Linked DNA regions of Homo sapiens: region 1 is linked to region 2. A link is a loop called in an ENCODE intact Hi-C map of the cell type or tissue named here. Cell type or tissue: ovary. All regions are shown on one strand. Each heading gives the region's core, and the rest is flanking DNA. Links, peaks and the distances in the headings are about the cores only. Region 1 overlaps LINC03007 (long intergenic non-protein coding RNA 3007). Region 2 has its middle 59 kb from the start of LINC03007.

Region 1 (11,430 bases), core at 2,881-6,880, 120 kb before region 2:
AGTGCAGTGGCATGATCTCAGCTCACTGCAACCTCCACCTCCTGAGTTCAAGCAATTCTCCTGCCTCAGCCTCCCCAGTAGCTGGGACTACAGCTACGTGCCACCACACCCAGCTAAGTTTTGTATTTTTAGTAGAGACGGGGTTTGACCATGTTGGCCAGGATGGTCTCGATCTCTTGACCTCATGATCCACCCACCTCAGCCTCCCGAAGTGCTGGGATTATAGGCATGAGCCACCGCGCCCGGCCTATACTGAATAATTCTTAGTATATTACATTAACGTATTGCCATAATTTGGTTTTGCCCTTCTGAAACCTAAAGATATAATATATGCCTCTGTAAATGCCCACAGAACTACTGTGTGAGCAAAATTTGACTTTGAAAACAATTATAATGTGGGCAAGAAAAATGTTAAAATCTTTAAACATTATCAGGCCAATATATAGCTTGTTATATGAGTTCCAGCACAGGCAGCCCAAAGAAATAAGGAGAGATGTGCATTGCCACTTTCTCCCATCTCTCCCAGCCTACAAAATGGGCTTCAGATGACAGAGGAAGTGTCTGAGGCAACGGCAAATGTGGATAACAGGTTGGAAGATGGAACTACCAAGGGAAAGAAGGCTAAAGGAAGTGGGGAGATTCAATGAGATAAAGAGGAGATAGAGAACTTTTTGGATTTTAAAAATTAATCTTCAATTACGTGAAAGGATGTTTGTGCAAAATGGTGACCCACTTTTTTCCATCTCTACTGGGGCAGATCAAAAGAAAATGGACTTAAACTGAGGCCGAGTGGTTTAGGTAAGACAGAAGAAGGAATTTCCTGAATGTGGAGGTCGTTAAAAACTAGAATGAGTTACTAAGGAAGTCTGTGGACACTCTTCCTCTGGGGAACATTTAAAAATAAGATAAATTTTCATCTGTCAGGGCGAGTTTAGAAGTAATCCTACTAGAAGGCCTCTCAAAGCATTTTCCAGCCCTATAACCTGAGGGCCAAATTCCCTCTGATTTTATTTCTAAAGTTAACTAGATGCGAGATGAATGCCTGAAGCAGAATTCCAGATTTTAGATACAGTAACTCGAGGCTGTCACCTTTTGTTCTATAATAAGATGCCACTTTGCATAAAAACTAAAGTCCTAATCCTTCCTGGAAACCACAGCAAGGAAAAAATTCACAACTCAAAACTTGGCAAATTAACTCTTGCTCAGACACCTTCACTCTCATCCTTAAAAATACAAAATACCATCTCCTCCTCTACACTGTTTTTTGTTCCCTTATGCCTATGGAGCACGTCTTTCCAGTTCTTAATTTTATTTTTCCCAGACAGCCATTCCGAATATTCCATTTTTACAGCTAGTCAGTTTCTTTAAACAGTCTTTTGAAACCTAACCAAATACTTTCCCAGCAATTATTTGGCGATGTTTCAATCTTAGATATACCAAGCTAAAAAACAAGTTTGCATTTTGAACAGCTGTACTCAGACACATTCCTTTCTCTTCATCTTCTTCTGAGTTTTAATCAAGCCAATCGGGGGCTTTCATTACACCTCCCAGGATGGAATAACCTGACATGGTGAATATTGATATAACACCCTCCCTTATAATTGATCAGCTTTGTTTCAGTTCCATGGTTTTCTTTTCTTTTAAAAGCTTCGGGTCTCCTTTGTTTCAGGTTAAATCAGGAACATTAAAAGCAACTGATATCTAAAGCCTCCTCCAGGTCACTGCTGCCTCCTCCTCCTCATTCTTAGCCTAAGGTTTTTTTGTTGTTTTTTTCTTTTTTCTTTAGCTTCTCCATCCTCCTACTCACCCCTCACCCCAAGGCATTTGTCAAAGGTTTCCTCTGACTTCTCCAACCCTTTTCTCCAGTGTGAACTCTGGATTCAAGTGTGAGGAAAGGAAATCTGGCTTAGGTAAGGAAAGGGGAGACCATCCAGGGTAAAGGGAAAAGAAAGGGGTTTCAGTCGCAGCGATCGCTGGCCAGACACTTCCTAACAGTTACCTCTCAAGGACAGCAAGAAAAGTCCTTGAAAATCTCATCTGGGCACATGGATGGCAGGATGGGGCACAAAGAGCTATGTGGGCTCCTAGAGAGACAAGGTGAACTTATTCCTCAGTTAGGAATCCAAATAAATCATAATGCTTAAACTATTCGTGAAATCATCAAGTATCTACAGATTTTTTTCCAGTTCTAAATGAAAGTAGCCAAATGATGGTCATTAAAATGAAAGAAAATCATCCTTATTTTTACTTCTGTACAAGCTTCTCGAAGAACTTCAAGTCTTAGTGGAGATGGGGTGAGGAGCTAGTGACAGGGCTCTGATGAGTGGAGAACACCAGGTTCTTCATCTCGAGTAGAATTAGAAAAAATGAAACGGACACACATGGAGTAGTTTTAAGGAGCAGAGAGTTTAATAGACAAGAAAGAAGGGGGAAGAAAGAAAGAAGAAGCTTCCCTGTACAGAGACAGAGGGAGGGAGGGCTCCAAAGCTGAGAGGGAACCCTGCTATCAACTAGCTATATTCGATGGCTGGAGGAGGCGGTGTCTGATTTGCATGGGGCTCAGGGGATTGGTTTGACAAGGCATGTCATTCACGTAGACCGTGAAAAAACTGGCTCTCTCACCCTAGTCTTTTAACATGCAAATGTAGGGCGCCATGATGTTCCACACACCTGGGGATATGTGGGGGCAACCATGCTGCTAGGCACATGTGGGGGCAAGGGTAAGAGGGCAACGGTGGGAATCGCCATGTTGGGTGGACCCAGTTTCTAACGCCTTGCATTTGCATATTAAAGGTTGCCAGCCGGCCATGTTGGGTGGATCCAGTTTCTAACGGTTTGCATTTGCATATCAAAGGTTGCCAGCTGGGGTCTAAGAGTCAGGATTCTCTTTCATGCTAGACAAGAGCCGCGAAAAATCTTCCAAGGACCCCTTTTTTCCTCTCTATCTGCCTAAAATAATTTCTTAGTAACTCCTACCACACTAGATCGTCTTAGTCTTTACACTGAGAAAAGTAAAAGAGGTGTGTTCTCTTTTTGTACAAATGGGGAAAGCCAGGAATAGAGTGATGACATATTTTACCCAGAGTGACATAAGTAATCACAAGGTTCTCTGCATCTATATTACTATATGCTTTGCCAGAATGCCCTGTTAGGATGAAATTTATTTATATAGTTAAATAGTTAATAACTACATAAAGGAAGGAGAGAGGAAAAATAAAAACTAAATATATATATGTGTGCACAAAAAGATATTAAATTGAGCTTATGAATAATATATTTCAATAATACATTACTAATTATTTAACATGAGGAGAGGAGCTGATTAGTAGTAGTCAGTCTTCTTGGCCATAGTCAGTTTCATCAACCTCTTCAGTTCTGAAACCCCAAGGCTCTCCCAAGGTTTACCTGGGGAGATAACCACAGCCCCTGTCCTCTTCAGGCAACTCGGAGTTCAACTTTCCTTTCTCAGAAAGAGAGATAGCAACATCTCAAGAGATAGAGCTAGAGAAAAGTCACAGAAGCATCTATGAATTGGTTCCCCATCAAGGACACCCAGACACACAACCCACTCAGAGACAAACCGTTCTGGAATACTTCATGTTGGAGTGGTTAGCCCTGCTCTGTGAACTGGTAATCCAGTCCTTTGTGGAGCCATCTCTGGGCTAATTGTCTCTTTGTTTCTTGAAGGTTGAGAGATTATCTTCAGCAAAATTCCTCCGTTTAACCCCTGGACTTCCTTACCCCAATTCATCCAACCACCACTCTCATTTGCAGATGAGAATCTTCATTTGCACACATGGCCTTGGCCTTTGCCTCAACCCTTTCCCTAAGACAGCTAGCTGGTTCTATCTTGCTCTCTCTCCTTCGTTTTTGGTGCAGATCAACAGCAGAGCCAACCTTGGACAGGACAGGACGAATCCACACTTCCAACTCACAGAAGCATGGAACCCAGTTAGGGAGAGTCTCCCAAAGCCTTAAGGTACCACAGGGCACCATGTCCTCTGCCAAAACTTTTGGAAACAGGGCTGGTTCTACTGCAGCAGAACAGATCACCCTTTGAACAAAAAGCTCCAAAACTTACAAGAAAGAGAAGATGAAAGCTGCAGCTCTCTTCTTTGAATTATATATTATCTATGCCTAGAATGCCCAGAGGGGTCATGAATTTAGAGAACTCAACAACAACAAAAAGTCAATATCTGACACCTTGTGTTTCTAAAACTCATTACAGCTCTGGGAATGAAAGTATAGGAAGAAAAAAAAAAACAGTGAATAAATTATTTAGAAGAGGAAATGTTTGGATTATTTTCTTGCGTTTTCTTGAGCTTTTCCCAATAGTTTCAGAACTGGTGGAAAGAGAAGGAGTTCTGTCTCCTAAATTATCTCTTGAATTCAAATTTTCTCTGGTCTGGGATTGGAAGGATCCTTCATACTTTTATAAACTGGACTGAAAAATACAGAAGCCCCCAATCTTAACCCTTTCTTCTCTTTCTAAAATATCCTAAGGAAAAGCAATAAGAGATTTAAATCCCATATCATCTGAGAAAGGGACTGGGTTTTTTTCCCAAATCAACCTTTCCAATTAATGAAGCCCCTATTCCTTATACTGAATTGGGGAAATGTCTTGTGAAAAAGTTGCTGACCCTCCTCTGATACCTGGAACCCTACTACAGAGTCTCAGATTTGACTCAGAGAAGGTTCCAGAGGTGTGTCTGCGTTGTGCTGTATTGCACTGAGCTGGTGCCTGACATTTTAGATGCTCAGTGAACATGTGGCTCTAACTCAGTCACTGCAAACTCCTTAAGATGTCTTGCTCATCTCAATGGCCACAGTAGGTAAACATTCAATAAAGCCTGATTGACTAAACAAATAAATAAATGAGCAATCATGTCTAAATCACTAAGGGAGAGGTTTGCCCCCTCCTTCCCCACTCCCATCCTCCAGATCGATCTTTTCTGAGAATCACTGCTTGTCCGTTTTCGTCCCCTAAGACATTTTAGTAATCAAAGGAATGTACCCTATTCCAAGAGTCCTACACATTCTGTTTCTTATTTCATCTGAGAAAGAATTTACTGAAGAGTCCTCTCCACCACATGTGGATTGAATTTCCATTCTCTTCTCCCCATTTCCACCTTTCTTTTTATTTCTGTCTCCATCAGAGCAGAGCATTCAATATGCTGCAGAAATAATTTTCTGCTGAATGAGGTTCGGCCATAAGTCAAGGGCAGATTTATTAAGGCCCCTGCACAGCCTGTTCCTCGGCTTACTGTCGACATGACAGTTTAAATCTTTGATCACCCTTACACGTAACCCCTTCACTGCTGAACAGCCCAGATCTACAAGATGAGCAGCTCCTCCTGGTACTTGAGATGAGTTGAAAATGGTTCTAAATCCAAGCAGACAGGGCATCTTCACCAGGACCCAGGGGTGTCCAGTGTGTTCAGGGATTTTCAAGGTACAGTGAGGCATGGCTTAATGACAGGGACATCTTCTGGGAAATGCATTGCTAGACGATTTCATCATCGTGTGAACATCATAGCGTGTACTTACACAGACCTAGATGGTAGAGCCTACCACACACCCAACCTATATGCTATAGCCTATTGCTCCCATGCTACAAACGTGTAGAGCATGTTACTGTACTGAATACTGTAGGCGATTGTAACACAGTAGTAAGGATTTGTGTATCTAAACATATCCAAACCCAGAAAAGGTAATGCATTTTGTGCTAGGACCTTATGGCAGCTATGATGTCATTAGACAATAGGAATTTTCCAGCTCCATTATAGTTTTGTCGGCACACTGTCATAAGTGTGGTCTGTGGTTGACCGGAACACAGCTATGCAGCACGTGACTGTATCCCTCCTCCCATGCTCACTTCTCTTTTCTACCTGCTTCTGCTTCCAGGCAGGAACTTCATCATCTCCACTGCTGTGCTGTGGGAAAACTCCACTGCAGCTTCTGTTCCCAGAATAGCTGTTTTATCTAGTGAGTTCACTGGCTGTTCTGTGAGAGACTATTATTTCTGTGTTCTGTTTCTGTTTTTAGTAATTTTACCTTTCTGTGGCAAACACCTGGCATCACATAAACCAGTGTTTTAAAACCCATGAACCAGTCGGCTAGTAAGGTTGTATGGGTGCTATGACAATTACTTTTACATGTAATTTGATGTTGTATATTGCATTTGAGGTACTTTGGTTGCCACTACATACACCCACACCCACACACACACACACACACACTTCACAAAACAGTGCTAGAAGCTGCTATTAAGAATATTAAAATGCTTGCACAAACTTGAAGTCTCCAAGAAAAGATTCCTCTGTCCATGCTAACACACGTAAAATACCTGTATCGTGTTTCTTTGATATTCCCTTGTCTTAGATTCCTTGGCCTAAGTCTGGCTCACTGATTCCCACTGAGCAAATGATTACTATTGTTATTCCTCCTATATAGATAGCACTTTACATGTATCCATGTATCCACTTTACACATATCCTCATTAGCTTCTAATAATTCCTGCAAGTGGGTGTTATTCTGATTTTGCACACAAGAAAATCTGAGGCCTTAACCCAATGAGTTGCTCAAAGTGAGTCACTAATGTAAGTAAAAGACAACCCTCAGATCCTCTTTGGAGGCACAATCTCCTTACAAATAACTCCTTAAGAAATCAACACAATGCTGAATGGCTTGTGAAAGAGGGGTGTTAGTAAAATACCTCTTTTTGTCTGAGTGTAAGTACAAGTTTGCACTATACAGAAAGGTATTAAAAAGGGGGAAAATGACCCAAATCCCCCAAAGAAAAACCATGCTACCATTTCGATTCATATCCTTCCAGATTTTTTTCAACGAGAAGATGTTGCTGTGTTTGTTTCTTTGTTTGTTTTGGTTTGGTTTTTTGAGACAGGGCCTCACTCTGTCGCCCAGACTAGAGTGCAGTGGCGCAATCTTGGCTCATTGCAACCTCCACCTCCCAGGCTCAAATGATTCTCCTGCCTCAGCCTTCCGAGTAGCTGGGATTACAGGCATGAGCCACTACCACTGGTTAATTTTTTATTTGTTTTTGTATTTTTAGTAGAGACGGGGTTTCACCATGTTGGCCAGGCTGGTCTCGAACTCCTGACCTCAAATGATCCACCTGCCTCAGCCTCCCAAAGTGTTGGGATTACAGGCGTGAGCCACCATGCCTATCAGTTGCTGTTGTTTTAAGATGAGATACTAATCCATTTTAATCAAAAATGTTCACAAAATACCCCTTGAGCATATAGAAACAGGAAGAGGGGATTAGACATTGGCAAAACTGAGATTGTATAGCTAATGAGAAAACCCCAGCAAATAAGTTCTTTATTAAAAAGTAGTTTAATTGATTCAGCCTAGAAGTAACCTTAAAGATTTCTCTATTTTTGAATATTAAAACAGAAGGCAGAGACTGGCAAACTCCTTTTGAATGATGCAGGAGAGTTTGGAGAAAAAAAGATAAGATACGGACTAGAAATGTATAGATTAATTATACAGCATGTGTATAATGGATGTGAGGAAGAGTTATTCCACCTTCAGGAGAGAATGATTTCTCACAGTTATCACAGGGAGAAGTCAGCCTACCAAATCTTCAGTTAAGGAACCTTAACTTCCCTTGGTGGAAAACAAAATGACAGGAATTGGGGTGGAGAAGACAGGCATGGAGAAGAAAGTATAAATGGAGGAAACATCCAAGAATTTGGGGTAGATTTCCCCTTTTACAAAGAGAAGGAGAAAACCATGACCAGACATGAGGACCAACGCAACCACCATCAACTCATCAGCCACAATATCGCCCATGGGGTATATTCCTCTAAAGTTGCAATTCTAGAAAAGAAAAAGAATCTCAGAATTCAGCCCTAGACTGGTGGAAGAGCTAAGCCACAGAAGTGCTTAGAGGTCGTACATCTTCTGTTTCTGTTCAGGTAAACACAAGTTCCTGCCCACGCCCAGTTATTGCCAGCCACACTTGAAAAGAAATAAGAATACATTTTTCTTTCAGCAGAAGATTAATTGTGCATCCACTGACTTGAGTGTCAGTGTGGTCCTCGGGGCCTGAGAAACTGCTCGGAAGAAGGAAAAGAAAGCAATACACAAAGTACGCAATCAGCTGAGGAGAGCAAAATCATCAGGACCTGGCTTGGTGCTCTCAGGAGAAGTAACAAAAAAAGTAGTCAAATTCCCAGAAAGTTGAGTGTTTGCAAAAGACCCTAAGTGTTTCCTACTTCGGGCAACCCATATGAGTACACTGTGCTGGTCCCCTGTTAGCCCTGCAGAAACAGCCTAGCACCCTGCACTCTGTCCTCATCCTAAAACTGAGGTTTATCGAAGGGGAAAACTGTCCACTAGGCTGCCATTTTTCTCCCAGCAAGTCCTCAATTGTCACTAACACCAGCCAGCTGTACAAGGTCATCCACCCCGCTCACTTGCAGGATATTTTCATTATCTGCCAAATGAGCTGGGGGAGCTCTTACTTGTAGAGAAATATATGTGCTCCCTCCCTAGTCACACCCATTCATCTCCTTCTTAGAGCGTTTTACTTGGGCCCTATTAATGATTTCAGGCAGGCATTTATCTTGGAGTTTATGGGATATTTGGCCATATCTGCTAATACCGTGAACATATCTTTAATCAATGTGCTTTGATGTGCAGTTGTAATAATATAGGTGTATCATTCCATAAAAGTTTCCAATTTTAAAAAATTCAAAATACTATTTATGATTGAATTTGGTCCCACAAATTCTTATTTATGAAAACAAGTTGCCCATAAATATGTTTGAAAAGCTACTTTCTCAACATTTCTCCCCAAATACCTTAAAAGCCAAGCGTATAACAGCCGCATTAGAACAATGAGGAACAATGAGGATAACTGACAGGTTTTGTGCCTGTGTATTTTTCTCCTTTGTGCCACAAAGTTTCTAAGCCTTTGGGAGCCCCCAGGAACAATGACTCTGGTTTAATAACTGTGAAATGCTATTGAACTAGCAATAAAAAATATTCTCCACTGCCAAACAATATGATACTTACAACAGCCAGCATTCCTGCCAATCACAGGGCATTCACGCAAAAGTGGCCTGAGTTCCTTTAGCAACGAGAGTGCCCCTTATAAAATGTGTGTGCACAAGCACAAGGGTTTGGCAACACTGGAGGAGCTCTGCAGCTTGACATCACAGTTTAGACTGCATTCAACTACTGTATTTATGTTCACCTAGAAGAAAAAACATCTCTCTTGTTTGCAGAAGATAAATTAAAACATCAGGGTTGTGTGCAAGTGTCAATGGCCTCTACTACATGCATTTTTTGCTCTGTAAGTCCATCTTTCATAAATTAGAGCCCCTATTCTATAGGTCCACTAGTACGTTCCCAAGGTTCCTTATTTTGTTGGATAGATTTGGCAAAGAAGCAAGTTATTCCACATGAAGGTGATTTTCTCTTTAAGTGAAAGAAGTGAGCAGGATAAAGCGAGGCCTCACTTAAAATAAACAAGAAAGGAAGAAACCATCCATTTCTTTAAAGCTGAGAAGTATTCCTTTCTGGGAAGCAGTCTGTAAGGTCCAACAAGTCCTCAACCGGACGGCTGAGCAAATGACCACTCAAGGAAGGTTAATATAACCATATTCTCCCGGCAGGGAATTCTTTTTCTACATGAGATAAAAACTGGCCTGAGTTGGGCAATTCGTCTATGTTTTTAGGTACACATTATGTGGAGGAGAATTGGTGGGCAAACACTCTGAAATTGAGATATTTAGAATAAATCATCACTGCTTGATCACTGCTGCACCAAGTCTGGAAATCTAAATCAAGATATATGGACAGAGGAAGCATAGAAGGTCATCTCAGATGCCATCTAGTTGGAGAACCCAGTTATGCATAAACTGAAGTCACAGTAAAATTTCGGTAATTCTTCTGCTATGCGCCATTATTATTCTTCACCCTCTGCTTGTGTGAATTGGGGATTTGATGCAGCAACAGATGAGATTTTGAGTTGGTTCTTTCCCAGACAAAAGGAATGAAAGGAGAAAATTCAGCGCTGGGCGTGGTGGTGCAAACCTGTAATCCCAGCACTTTGGGGGCCCAAGGCAGGTGGATCACCTGAGGTCAGGAGTTCGCGACCAGCCTGACTAACATGGTGAAACCCCATCTCTACTAAATACAAAAAAATTAGTTGGGCATGGTGGCGAGTGCCTGTAATCCAAGTTACTTGGGAGACTGCGACAGGAGAATCACTTGAACCCAGGAGGTGGAGGTTGCAGTGAGCCGAGATCACGCCACTGCACTCTAGCCCGGACAACAAGAGCAAAACTCCATTTCAAAAAATGAAAACAAAAAAGAAAGGAGAAAATTCTCATGGAGGTGGGGTGAATCAGCACAGAGACCAAACGAAAAGGCATATTGTATTATGTTCCATATTTTCCTTGATTCTTGACTTTGGGGGCTGCAGTGTAACAGTTTCTAAAGGATTCAAAGAAGACAGAAGTTGCAAGCAAAGGAGTTCTAGGAAGTGTAGCAACAGAACTCTTCTTCGAATTTGACACTATAAAAAGATCCTTCTCAAATTGTACAAATGACATTTCATTGATAAATAAGAAATCTTTTTTTAAAAAAATACTAATTTTTTCATTAGTTTAGGGAGTGAGGCCAACACTATAATCAGTGCTTTCTCAGTAAGTTCTTGGTCCCTCACTTGGCTGTGACCTCCCTGAGAAGAGGGACCTTATGTTCTCCATCCAAAACTCCCTCACAGCACTTAACACAATATCCACACATAGTAGGTTCTCAACAAATGTTAACTGACAGTGTGGCTACTTTCTCAGTAGCTGAAAATATTATTAGTTTAACCATGTGAAATTGCTTCTTCTGTAGTCAAAAATGGTCAAATAGTGGTGATTTCACATAGTTAAGCCCAATACTTACTAACTACCCTTATACTGTTAGGTACTTCATTCATTCCACAAAAATTCCCTAAGAGGGACTGTGTGCCCACCACTGCAGCCAGAACAAATCCCACTTTACAAGTGAGGAAAGAGATACGTAGCTTAGCTAAGAGATTGCCAAAGCCAAGAAGTTGCCCGAAGAATAGAGAAATCTTGTGTATTAGTCCCTAAACCCAATATAAACCCAATATAAACAATTGCAAGCAGAAAAGTGGGTTTAGGGTGGAAATTTTTTCAAGCACAGTGCTCAAGTAATAAGAAAATTATCTTTCTCCCTCTATCTTTCTCTCTCCATCTCTCTGTTGTACTGGTCTCTCTTCTTTTGTATGTTGACCTCATTCTCTCTTGTCATAGGCTTTCTGTGTATACAGCTTGCCATCCAAAAGTATCTCAAATCTGTCCCAGTGCCCACACACTAGCTTTTATAGAAGGATATAACTGACCCTACTTGGGCCATATGCCCTGGCCCATTCCTTATGGA
Region 2 (11,430 bases), core at 4,472-8,471:
GCTTCTGAGCACTGACACTTTCTCCCCTAGATCGCTGAGTAGCGCTATTCCATGGGGGCCCCCAAGAGATGGAAAGAACATCCTGTTGGAGGAATGTTTCCCATTTAGAAACTGGCTTTGTGCAGAGGTAATTATGTCCTAAGGTAAATTTTAAATATAAGAAAGGACAGCCATTTCCATACATGAAATTACACCATTTAACTTTATAGCCATCTCTTTCCTCAAGCAGTTAAGTCAATTTTTAGATGAAGGGCTTGACTGTCTATTTTTACTACATGTAATTCGGTGTTCTGTAACTTTCACAGCTATTGCTCTTCATTGCTATGTGAAAAATCATGGCGATTATCAGGCATGTAGTTTCAGTCATTCAGTCATATCTACAGGGTCTGAGGATTTATGACAGGAGGAAGATACTTCCTTCCCAACAGGGTTTGTGGTAAATCGATTCCAGGGGCCACTGGACTGCAGGAAGTCTTTGTGATGTTTTCTGCGGTGCATGGGTTTGGCATAATCTGAATTGAGAGTTATTATTTCTGAATTGGAATGTGTATTAAAAGTTTGCCCTTCTCTGGATCAGCTCACAAATCTGTAAAATGGAAATAGCAATGTTTACTTATGTCACACGAAAAGCTGCAGGTTTCAATTGAAATTTTTATCTTATAATTATAAACTGAGACTGAGTGGTAACAGGGTATTGTTATTATAACAATAACCAAAACACCAAAAGAATGTGAAACGTGGGAATACAGGCTTTGTGTGTGTACAGATGAGATGGCTATACCCCATAGGCTTTATTCAGAGAAAAAAAATGTGAAGAGAGTGAGAAAAGACTTTTTTTCAACTAATAGAAGGTAGAAGAAAAACAGCAGTGACATAAAACTTGGCAGGGTCTTCCAGCTTCCTGGGGACCACAGGAATTTCCCCAGATTGGTCAACCTCACAAATCACATGTCTTCATCTTCCATTTCTGACAAAGTGAGTTTGACTCTGCAAGAGATTTATTCTCCAGTGATTCTAGCTATCAAAGACAGCAGTTCCTAACCTGTTTGGTTCAAAGTTTCCTCTGCAAATCTGGTAAAAATCTGTGGCTCCCAGATCCAATTAAAATTCACAAAGGTATATCTTATTAACACAACAAGTGTAATAATAACATCTAATATTGAGAGAGCACTTTGGGGCCACAGGTTGTGTTAAGTGCTTTAAGTGCATTTTCTTATTTAGTCCTCACCCTAACCCAATGCGGCAGATATTATTTTCTCCATCTTATAGATGACTGAAAAAGCTTGGAGAGGGTAAGTAACTTAGCCTTCCATGCAAAAATTTACTTACAATCATAGAGGTTCTCAGACCTTGTCCAGGCCCATCCATGGGCCATCAAACATGCACCCCAGGTTAGGAACCCTGCCCTCTGCAAGCAGAATAGCTGCACAGAAAAGCTTGTCAAGATGTCCTAAATTCAGAGCTCATCCCCAAACATACAATATGCATATGTATGTATGTATACACATGCATATATGTGTGTATAAGTATGTATGTATGAATTACTATGTCTATGAAGGAACAATTTTTATTTCTGAGGCAGCTCTCTAAAGCTGCTTAAGACTGCTGAACTATTTCATCTCTACTCAGCTCTGCTACCTGATAAGATACTAACATCACATGTTTACAGCACACTCCCACTCATCAAACAGAAACTGACCCTGGGGAGGTGTCATATAAAGCGCTACCAACCAACAGACAGGTTCACAGCTCCTCAGCCGACATTGGTAATGAATAACATATTACCCTGGGCCTTGAAGCCCCTTTCAAATCCATTACTGATGACCCTCCCTGTCACTGGGCTGATCTGGAGCTGGTGTTTAATCATAGTCCTGCAGTGACATCAGAGATCTGGCACTGGACTTTGCAGAAGGGCCTGGGGGAGAGGTAATTAATGTTGAGTGCCACTGAGGAACTCCCAAGAGCAGGCATCATGAGCCTCGTCTGCCTTTGAGCAGCCGGCATCCAGGTGAGGTGGTACAATCCGGCCAGCAGCCTGCACTGGAGAGGTTCTGAGGCTGGCTTTGAGCCATTGGGTCCACATGGGCTTGCTGAAGAGATCATCAGCATTTAATCAATCTTCCAAAGGGAAGTTCAACCTGAAGAAGTCAGCCTTCCCTTCAGGCTTCCAGGGCATCTGCTCAATGGCAAAGCAGCTTTAGAAAGAGGGTGCTGACTCTGAGGATGTGTTCCTCCCTCTTCCTTTCCAACAGTCAACGTTGAAGTCAAGATGGCAAAGCAAGAATCCCCTCTGATTGCAAGAAATTGTCAGAAGAAGCTATCCAGTCCTCTGATTGTGGGAATCTGCACCGAGCTGGCTACAGCTCTACAAAGATGAGATTTCCAGGTAACACAGAGTTGAGTTTTGTGTCATCCACATGGGCTGATTTCCCAATTTGGTGACCTGACACATGGCCAAGAGAATAAAGTGATGGGAAAAAAACTCAACTAGAAAATATCAGAGAGAAGAAACATCATGCAGTTTCTTTAAATTGTAGTGAACAAGAGAGTTAACGAAAATCAGCCATTTCATCCCATATGAAAAATAAAATATCTACAGAAAGCCAAAATACTTTTTCCAAACACCATTCTGGAGTCATTTACCACCAACCAACCTTCCAAACAAATCGGTTGTTGATTTGTTTATTTGTTACACAACCAGACACATATGGCTGATGAAAGTAATCAGATGCTGGTGGGGTGAAGACAGAACTCAAAAATAAATTGAACTGAAGAGCTAAACATACTGCAAAAAAGCTCAGGCCTCAGGCACACCTTCCAAGTTGTGTTATTCTATGCTATTCATACCACTTTCCTTATTGATATAAAACAATTTTTGTTTTCTTTTCCAGAAAGAATGCTGCCAATCGCCAGAGGCAGACATGTTTATCAGGCTGTGTATCTTGAAGTCTGACAGAAAATCTGTGGCCTTTGGTACAGCTGAAAAACACTCTGTCAACACCATGGAGAGTGCAAGCCCGTTGTGCTGGCCTCAACCCAAGGAGTGCAGGGGAATGGACAAAAATTTGACTCAAGGCCAAAAATTACAAGAGGAGGGAAAGTCAGACTTGAGGCAAACAAGCCTTTTCCATCGGGTCTGTTTAATATCTCGTGTAAGCATCCAAACCACAAATCGGTCAGTGCTTAGGTGAAAAGACAAGTTTTTCTCCCTTTTGGAAAGCTATTTTGCTTAAGCTCCTATGAATACATCAATTATATTAGCCCTGAGAGTGTCTGTCAGTGCAATGTTAAAAGGTCCACTATTTTTCAGACTGCCCACATCAGAAACAAAATACCCTTCAAACTCTCTGCCCTGAATTGCTTGGGCCAAAGAGAGCTTGAGAGAAAAAGGCATAAACTCCACAACATTGACAGTGAGAAGAGCCACTGGTTTTAAGTAAATTGTAGTCATATTTATCAGCTTAATAAAATCCCCCCAGCACTCGTGTGCCATCAAATTCTTCAATTTCAAATTCAGGAAAAATGGCTCTTTTGTGACAGAAGGTATAAGGCCAAAGGGCAGGTTGTCAGCGAGACCGCCTCCCCTGCAGGCCAGTTGGGCTTGGAGCTTTGGGAAGGCAAGTTTGCAAGAGCCTAGGCCTGTTGCAGAAATACTCTGTCCTCAGCTTTTCCTTCAGGGCCAGGTCCCTGGATTCTTGGATAAGACATTTACAATATGCGGGCACCACACTGAATCAGGACTGTGTGCAGAGAAGCAAACCAGGCCTTTCCACATAGATAGGAAAAAATAATCATAACAGTTCATGGTTATGCAGCTTCCAGTGGACTCCATTGTTACCTGGTAATCATCAGTCAATTGCCATCACCCTTAACCTTAAAGGTGTCACTTTCGTACTTCAGGTATTCTTTCCAAAGTCCCTCTACCCCTTCTTCTCCCTGTCTTATCTGTCCCTGATCTCTGCCACCCTCAGTTGCTTACATTGGCCAACCAGCCTGAAATGGGAGAGGTTGAATCCTTCATGCTATGTGCATAGCCAACATTCCACAAGATTTATGTCACTAAAGCCTGTGAAAATGACAAATGGTGAGAAAGAGGGCCAAAAAGGGAAGCAAAAATAAATCCAACTACGATTTAACAAAGGGCGGCCCAGTATCTGTACCTAGTGGGTACTGTGATATCTTGAGGGACATGAATTTAACAAGAGAAATAAACTGCTGTATGAGGATCTTTAAAATGCTCTTGTTTTCCATTCAAATTCTCTTTAGTAAAGTTGCTTTTTGCCCTGAAGTCATAATCCAATTGTGTCAACGTGGTAATTAAACATCTGGATTGATTAGGTGGGGAAAGGGAGATTATTTTCTAAGATATTTTTTCTAAAAAATAAGCTTAAGAGTAGAAGGGCTCTGGTTTCCCGGAGCTGTCTAGAGTCATGGAAGGAAGGCCGCCAATATGAGGGATGAGGATGGCCACACAGTAGGGTGACTTTTCAATAAAATAACTTTTTTGTTCTTGTCACATTTAGTGAGCTTACTGCAACTACTACCCTACCAAAGTCACTGACTTCAGTAAACCATGGCTCAGCCATATGATGAATCATCCAGATGATCAAAATTATTCTTATGAAGAGCTTTTAACAACAAATACAGATACTTGTGATATAACACTGTGAACAAAAGCAAGATATACAAGGGCATTTGCAGTATAATGACAACTATGAAACCGATCCACATACGAGAACAGCAATACTCCAAAACTTCAAAAGGTGATTAGCTATAGATGGTGGGATTCTAGATGATTTTTGTTATTTTCTAGACCTTGTATTGAGTATTCTATAGTAAGTATGGATTCATTTTTATAATTAAAAATATATTTTTAAATGGAATAAAATCTATAAAAGGCATCACCTACTTCTTTCAAAGGTCACATATTCCTTAATCATGGCTTGAAGCCTCAGAGCTAAAATGGCAGTGTTCAAAATATACATCTGCTTTAGAACCTATTTTCTTCAATCTTTCCTATGATACTTAAAATTTCATAGACCTTCACAGAAATGTGGGAGGAAATCTGTTAGTGACTTTGTACACGCACCCAGATGATCTGGAACTGGTACTCTCCAGTGAAGCAGCCACTGGTCACTGAGGCTACCAAGCACTCGAAATGTGTCTGGTCCAAGCTGAGATGAGCTCTGAGAATGAAATACACACCAGCTATTGAATATATGGGAAGGGGCAAAAAATGTAAAATATCTCAATACTAACTTTATATTGATTACATGTTGAAGTGATATTTTTGAGATATTGCATTTAATGAAAAATACTATTAAATAATTTCACCTTTTTTTTAATGTGTAATATAATGTAATATGTAAAATGAGCTATGTAGCTCACATTAGCGCTCTTTTGGACTGAAATACTCTAGAAAAAAATTCTGCAGAAGTGTGCTTCGATTATCCATCTATCATCTTTCAGAAACATGCAGGATCTGAATACACACAGATTGCTTGCCCAAGCCAGATCTATGGCCCCCAGTAAAATGTATTCTCCTGCCCCTCTTCCAAGTTGTATCACACTTTTAGTGGTCAGACAATTTCAGTTATTTCCAAGCGCAGACGAATTGAGGCCAGTTCGATGAACAGCACTTACAGGCTGCACCTAACAGCCGTCTTGCCTTTCTTCAGACTGACACGGCCCACAGAGCTCAGAATTCTCTAACTCCCTAACATCTGCCTCTGTTCCCATGGATTCACTCACACATCTGTGTAACACTTCATTCAAAGGACACAGTCCCCATTTGAGACAGCCTCAAATATTCACAGCTCCCAAAAGGCTGTGCCAAAGAAACTTCCTCCGTGTAGCTGTAGGCCATCTCTCAAAGTGCCCTTGGTGTGAGGGGACTGAAAATTATTGCTCTTCAAAAGGGCAGGGGAAAATGAAAGGAAGGATTATATCTGCCTGAACTGCCAAACCAAACTCTGAGAAGCAGATTCTCCAGAGAGTGACTCAGGCCCACATGATGTTTGTTGGGGATGATGTTTTCACTGGGAGGCGAAGTGTGCATTTGCTTATCTGGCCAAAGGCTACTCAACTTATGTGGCCAGCCCACCCCACAGCAAACGTGTACAAGGGTTCTTGTTTCTCCCTGCTCAGAGCTGCATTTTCTCTCTCTACAGCAGTCATTAGAATAAATAAAACCCATATAATCAACATGAGAGGAAGAGGACATATTTTTGTAATGCACGCGGGGGAGGAGGGTGGTTTTTAAAACACCAGGGACACCGCGAATGCCACAGTTATTATGTCAAGGCTCATGAGGTCAAAGTCAGTTAATAATTCCCGATTATTCTCTTAAAGATGACTAACACACAGCCCAATGCTAACAGTTTTCATATTTTAATGATCTTCCATAGAGTTTTCTAATTTATTCAACCTCAGCAGATTCCATTTCTTCATAAAAATAAAGTATTTTTCATCACAGAGGAATAACTTCAAGTTTTTCTTCAGGGATGAGAATCCAAAATCCTGACTCTGCCTGCCATGCTACTGAGCTGTCTCCATTTATCTCTCTGAAATTTTTTGGCTTACAGATTAAAGCATTAGAGGAAAAGAAACTATAAACATAAAAGAATAATAAAGATCATGATTTGTTTAATTTTTACATTCTTATTATTAAGACAGAATTTAGGAAGCAAAACTGCACTTTATCACTTTAAAATATACCCCCAAAATCACTACACTAAAGGCATTATAAAGGGTGACATTGTAAGAATATTTAATTGACATGATTTGGGAGGAAGGGCTGGCAGCACACAAGGAAGAATCGAATGTGAAAGAGAATTTGGTTAATTTTAAAATGTTATCCAAGTAATTACAGTCATTATACTTTCCTGCGGCGCAGCAAAGAAGTAAAAATATCAAGCTCTCCCGCAAATTTTCCAATATATACATACTGTTAAAACATACACATGTGCACACAAACACGTACAGTGAAACCAGATTTTGGAGTTTATCGCTTGCCAAGGTTCACCCCAGAGCAAATATTTACTGCGGAGTTACAAAATTTTCCTGAAGGAGAACCAAAATGGAAGCGTTTACATATGCTGCAAGTACTTTGTGTGCGCAGGGGCCACAAGAAAGATATAGTTTAATAAAAACATTTATGGATTTTGAAAGCAAACACAATCCAAGAGTCTTGCACATGTGGGAAAAGATGATATTCCAGCCTAACACGTTCTCTCTTGAAGATCTTTTGGCTGTTTGCAGTGAGCAAACCCCAGTTTCCTCTGGGGCCCCGCTAATCTATATTGTAAACCATTCTCAGGAAACAAATGAAAGAACCATCCGACACTGCCCTCGGAGACAGCGGCAGGGATGCGGCTCTGCTCTACAGGCAGACAGAAACTTCCCAGGATGGGCGAAGGTGGCTGCTGCATGAAGAACTGGGGTTCTCTAACCTAAACCTTCGCCACCTCCTCTTCCTATCAGGAGAATCTCTCTTAACTGATTTCCTCTGCATTCTCTCACCTCCCGGGCTACCTCCCACTTCACCATCGCAAAACGAACCCGATATTTGCAAAACTTAGGAAAAGACACACCGGCGTGCGGCCCACTGTTTCCATGCCTTTTGCCCCATGGCCTGAGAACCCACTGTATGCATGGCCTTAGAACCAAAGTTTTGCACTTCAAGTGAGCTTTGTTCACGTTCGCCCCATTTTGTTCTGCCATTAGGTCTTGCGGGTGCGCTAGCCTGCTCTTCATTAGTGCTTTTGTGCCTCATTCTTTATGAACCCCGGGCTGCATCCATCTACCTTAGCGCTAATGATCAAACGGGGGATCTTGAAATCACTCTGCGCAATTTACAAATCACACAAACTGGAAAAAGGAATTCACGCCAAATTGGACAAACTTTTGGAAAGGCCTTGTGGAGCCTTGCTCCTCTATCCTTGGGCTCTATTGCCCCCTGGTGGTTTCTCCGAGACAAACGCGGCCAGGGCTCAGCTCCGAGGCTCAGGTGTCCTGCCCTGCGGGCTGGAGCTGCTCTCTGGGACGCAGTGGGGCTGACTCGCGGGTGGGGAGGGAAGGAACCGGCAGTACGAAAATAAACGTGGAAGAAAAGGGAACTTGGGGACATTTGTCCGGCAAAAAGGGTTCAGGCTTCTCCACCTAAAACAAAAGAACATTAGAGCTGTACAAAAAAATGCGGAGATCCTAAAACAGCCCCCTCTTTCTACAGACGAGAAACTGAGGCACAGAGAGATGATGTGATTTGCCCAGTCACATCATCTGGTTGTTTATGGCTAATCTCACCAACCCTGGTCATGCTGCTTTTGGGGGATGACAGGGTTCGGGGCTCCAGGCGGCCGGGAAAGTGTGATGAGTTGGCCTTATTCTGTTGAAGACGCAAAGGAGTGATCAAATAAGGAAACCAGCAGCCTGGGAGATTTGTGTTCCAGGCCCCAGTGAACCCGTTACAGGGTGGGACTGGGTGGAGCAGCCTTCAGGCCGCCCCGGCCCCTCGTGGGAATGCGCCGCGCCCCCCGGACTCTGGAGCGGCCCGACCCTGCTTCCCAGGCCCCGGGCAGGCGGGCGGGCGAGACACAAAGCAGGCCCCGCGGGCGGTGCTCCGGGTTTCGCGAGGGCGGCGGTGCGCTTGATTGATGGATTCACGGCGTTTAACCCCCGCCGCCTCGCCGGAGGCGGCCGATCCAGCTGCGGCCGAGGGCCTAGGGTGGCCATGGGCCCGGCCCCCGCGTCCTCCGCGCCCCCGCCCCGGCTCGGGAGGGCTGCCCCCCGGGAGTGGAGAAAGGCTGATTTACAGCCGGCCGGCCGCACTCTTGCAAAATCACTGCGGCCGGGGAAACCCACTCCCAGGACTCAGCCCGGAAGAGGCCCTGAAGGGGAGCGGAGACTGGGCGCTGGGGTGGGGGCGGGGGCGCCGAGCCTCAACTTCCCGCGTCTGCTGGAAGCTTGCTCTGAGCGCCGGCTGCGGCGTTTTCCCGCCTTCTGCCCACGTTTTCGCCCGGGAGTGGGTTTCAGGAGAGCTGGGGACAGCGGCATCCCTCGCCCTGGGACCGTTGCCCCTGCGCCCGCCGCCCTGTGCCTGGGCCTTTGCACCCGGAGCGCCCCGCGCCCCAGCGCAGTCGTCCCCACGCGCCGGGATCGCCAAATTCCCACCTGGGGCCCGCCTTTACTGGGGGGCTGCAAAAGAGACTTAGAAGCAGAGATTCGGGAGGGGAGCTGATAGCTCCCGAGTCCTAAGCCACGCCTGGACAGCCCACAGGTCCCATCTCCATTTGTTTAAACACTTTTTGCCCCGTTTTCTGCAGGGCAGAAGACAAATATTAAGAGAGCAAGATTGTGCTTAGAAACTTAAGGTTCTCTTTTAAAAGACTCGTTCCTTCAGGTCTTCCTTCTTACCACCTAAGGGAAAAAAGTACCCCCTAAAATTCTTGCTTTACTTTTAGCAATTCTTACTTCAGTTTTACTATTGATACCCTCCGATCTTTTTCAAGAGGAAAAAAAAGCCAGATAGTGAAATAAAATAAGAAACGTATGGTTTCAACTTGAACTAACGAATCAGAAGTGTTGATTCTAAACTAAAAAGTGTTACTACTTTTTTTGCTTATATGTGCCTGGGTAGGATGAGTTTTCCTACAGCCTGCGAAGTTGGTCACTAGAAACAGGGGCTGGTGAAAATGTGCAGATTCTTGCCCTGCAGACACTAAGGATCTGGTGCTGGGCTAGAAAATTCACCCACAGTTAGGATGTCAGAGGGAGATATAAGTAAACGTCGGCACCCAACTCATTAGTTTCTGGCTAAATAAAAGTCAACCGACAGAGCACAAAACAACAGATCCAATGAATCCACCTTCTTGTAAAATGAGGGCTAATGGCTGTATTCTGAAAGATTTTTTTAGGTAGACTTATTTTTAAAGGCCGGTTGCAATTTTAAAATGCATAATTATAGGGTAGAGTAATCAAAAGTGAGTGTGCAATTATTCTGCTTGTATAAATGGGAGAAGAAGTCATGAAGTTTCCCAGCTAGAGAGCTGTCGACCTGTAAAATGTAAAAATGTACATCTAAAGCTGTGAAACTTCTCACTTGAGTACAGTATTTTCTTCTTTCCTCCCGTCTCCCTCTGCAAATACCGTAAGTTCTTATTCTGACCTTGATGTGGGGACAGCACGAACCCTTCTCTTCCTGATAAACCCAAACAGAAAAGCAGATATAAAAGGAGAGGCAGATGAGAAGTGGAGGTCTACACTTTCCAGGGTTCCACCCTCAAATCCCCCGCCGAGGTTGGCAAAACAAAGATTCTGCCCCCTACTACAGTGACTTGTGAGTGGAAAGAAAGTCTTGCCTATCTGTCATAGGGACCCCAAAATGAATTCCTAAAAAAGCAACGCTGCTCTAACAGCAACTGGATCGGAAAGCAGAGAAAGCAGAGATGCAACCTCGGCCCTGTGGCTCCGGCCAGGCTCTGCTCCAGTGAGACCACTCGCTGGGAAACTGAGTTTCCCCCTCGATTTCAGTTTAGTCCCTAAAAAGTTCGCCCGGCCCTGCAAACACCACGCTCAGAAACGCAGCGGCCTCTTACTCTTACCTTTTTAAAGCGTGCTTAAGGTGCTTACTTCGCTTAAGGAAATATTTTTGCAAACACTTTCACTGGATGAATATTTTACTCGCAAACTTTCCTGGGCAAAATCTCCGGAGGAAGTTTCACATTAAAGCAACAACCAACAAAGCTTATTTTTGTAATATGTGGCTCTCTAACAGTGCCAGTATGTTCTCACTTCATTTAGTTATAAAATATAAAAGTGTTTGGTTTTCAATTTTTCTAAATTACTTGCAGGGTACAAGGTGGGGGTGGAGATGGTGAGAAGGGGATCCTTATGCCATCTGGCGGTGCCATGTGGAACTTCGCTGAAGAAGCTAAATTTACTGACCATCTGTGCCTAGAGCGGGTTTCTCCAAGGAAAGGCTCTGTAAATCTCGTCCTTTTGAAATCTAGGGGAAAACAGCCTCCTTCACTGAGGATTAATTTAAAGAAAGGGGGAAATAGGAAAATTCCATGCGTTGGAAGTCCATTTAGATTTCTACATGAACCATCATATATGTGCACTACATAATTCTTATTTTTTTATTTTTAAAAAAGGGATAATTTATATTCCAGTGACAAGTTTGGGAAAGGCCAAGGCAAGCAATTGAGTTGAACATTATGTAGCGTTTATATAGACCTTGCAGACGTCTGTGCAATATCCACCACTGAACACGTGAGGTCGTACTCAAGTCTCTCTGGCCCCTGGTAATGTGACTCCCTTCCTTTATTTGCATGAATCGCCTGGATTGGGTGTCAGGTTTTTAAAACGTCAAGGTTTACGCCTATTGTTGTCAACCAATCAGCATCCTACTTTGACGTGATTGGCTTCTAC

Evidence for each region. A loop is a pair of places that touch in the nucleus more often than their neighbours do. Peaks named below come from ENCODE experiments on the same cell type or tissue, not always from the same donor. Only the 100,000 strongest peaks of a DNase experiment are listed, where the experiment ranks them.
Region 1: it touches region 2 in a loop (2.7-fold over the local background); 31 of 110 quality-filtered maps call a loop at or near these places.

Annotation. Positions count from the first base shown.
Region 1 is chr7:25,730,274-25,741,703 of GRCh38, forward strand. The region is part of intron 1 of LINC03007 (long intergenic non-protein coding RNA 3007); the gene reads right to left. Among named protein-coding and RNA genes, the nearest start is that of LINC03007, 54 kb to the right of the region's middle. RefSeq lists enhancers at 2,449-3,115, 3,383-3,893. In ovary, for the core only: no CTCF peak of the experiment used is centred there; no DNase peak of the experiment used is centred there.
Region 2 is chr7:25,843,837-25,855,266 of GRCh38, forward strand. No RefSeq gene overlaps it. Among named protein-coding and RNA genes, the nearest start is that of LINC03007, 59 kb to the left of the region's middle. RefSeq lists a silencer at 7,963-8,012. In ovary, for the core only: CTCF peaks have their summits at 6,245 and 7,937 (motif pointing left); DNase peaks (open chromatin) are centred at 6,045 and 7,995; H3K27ac peaks cover 1,820 bases.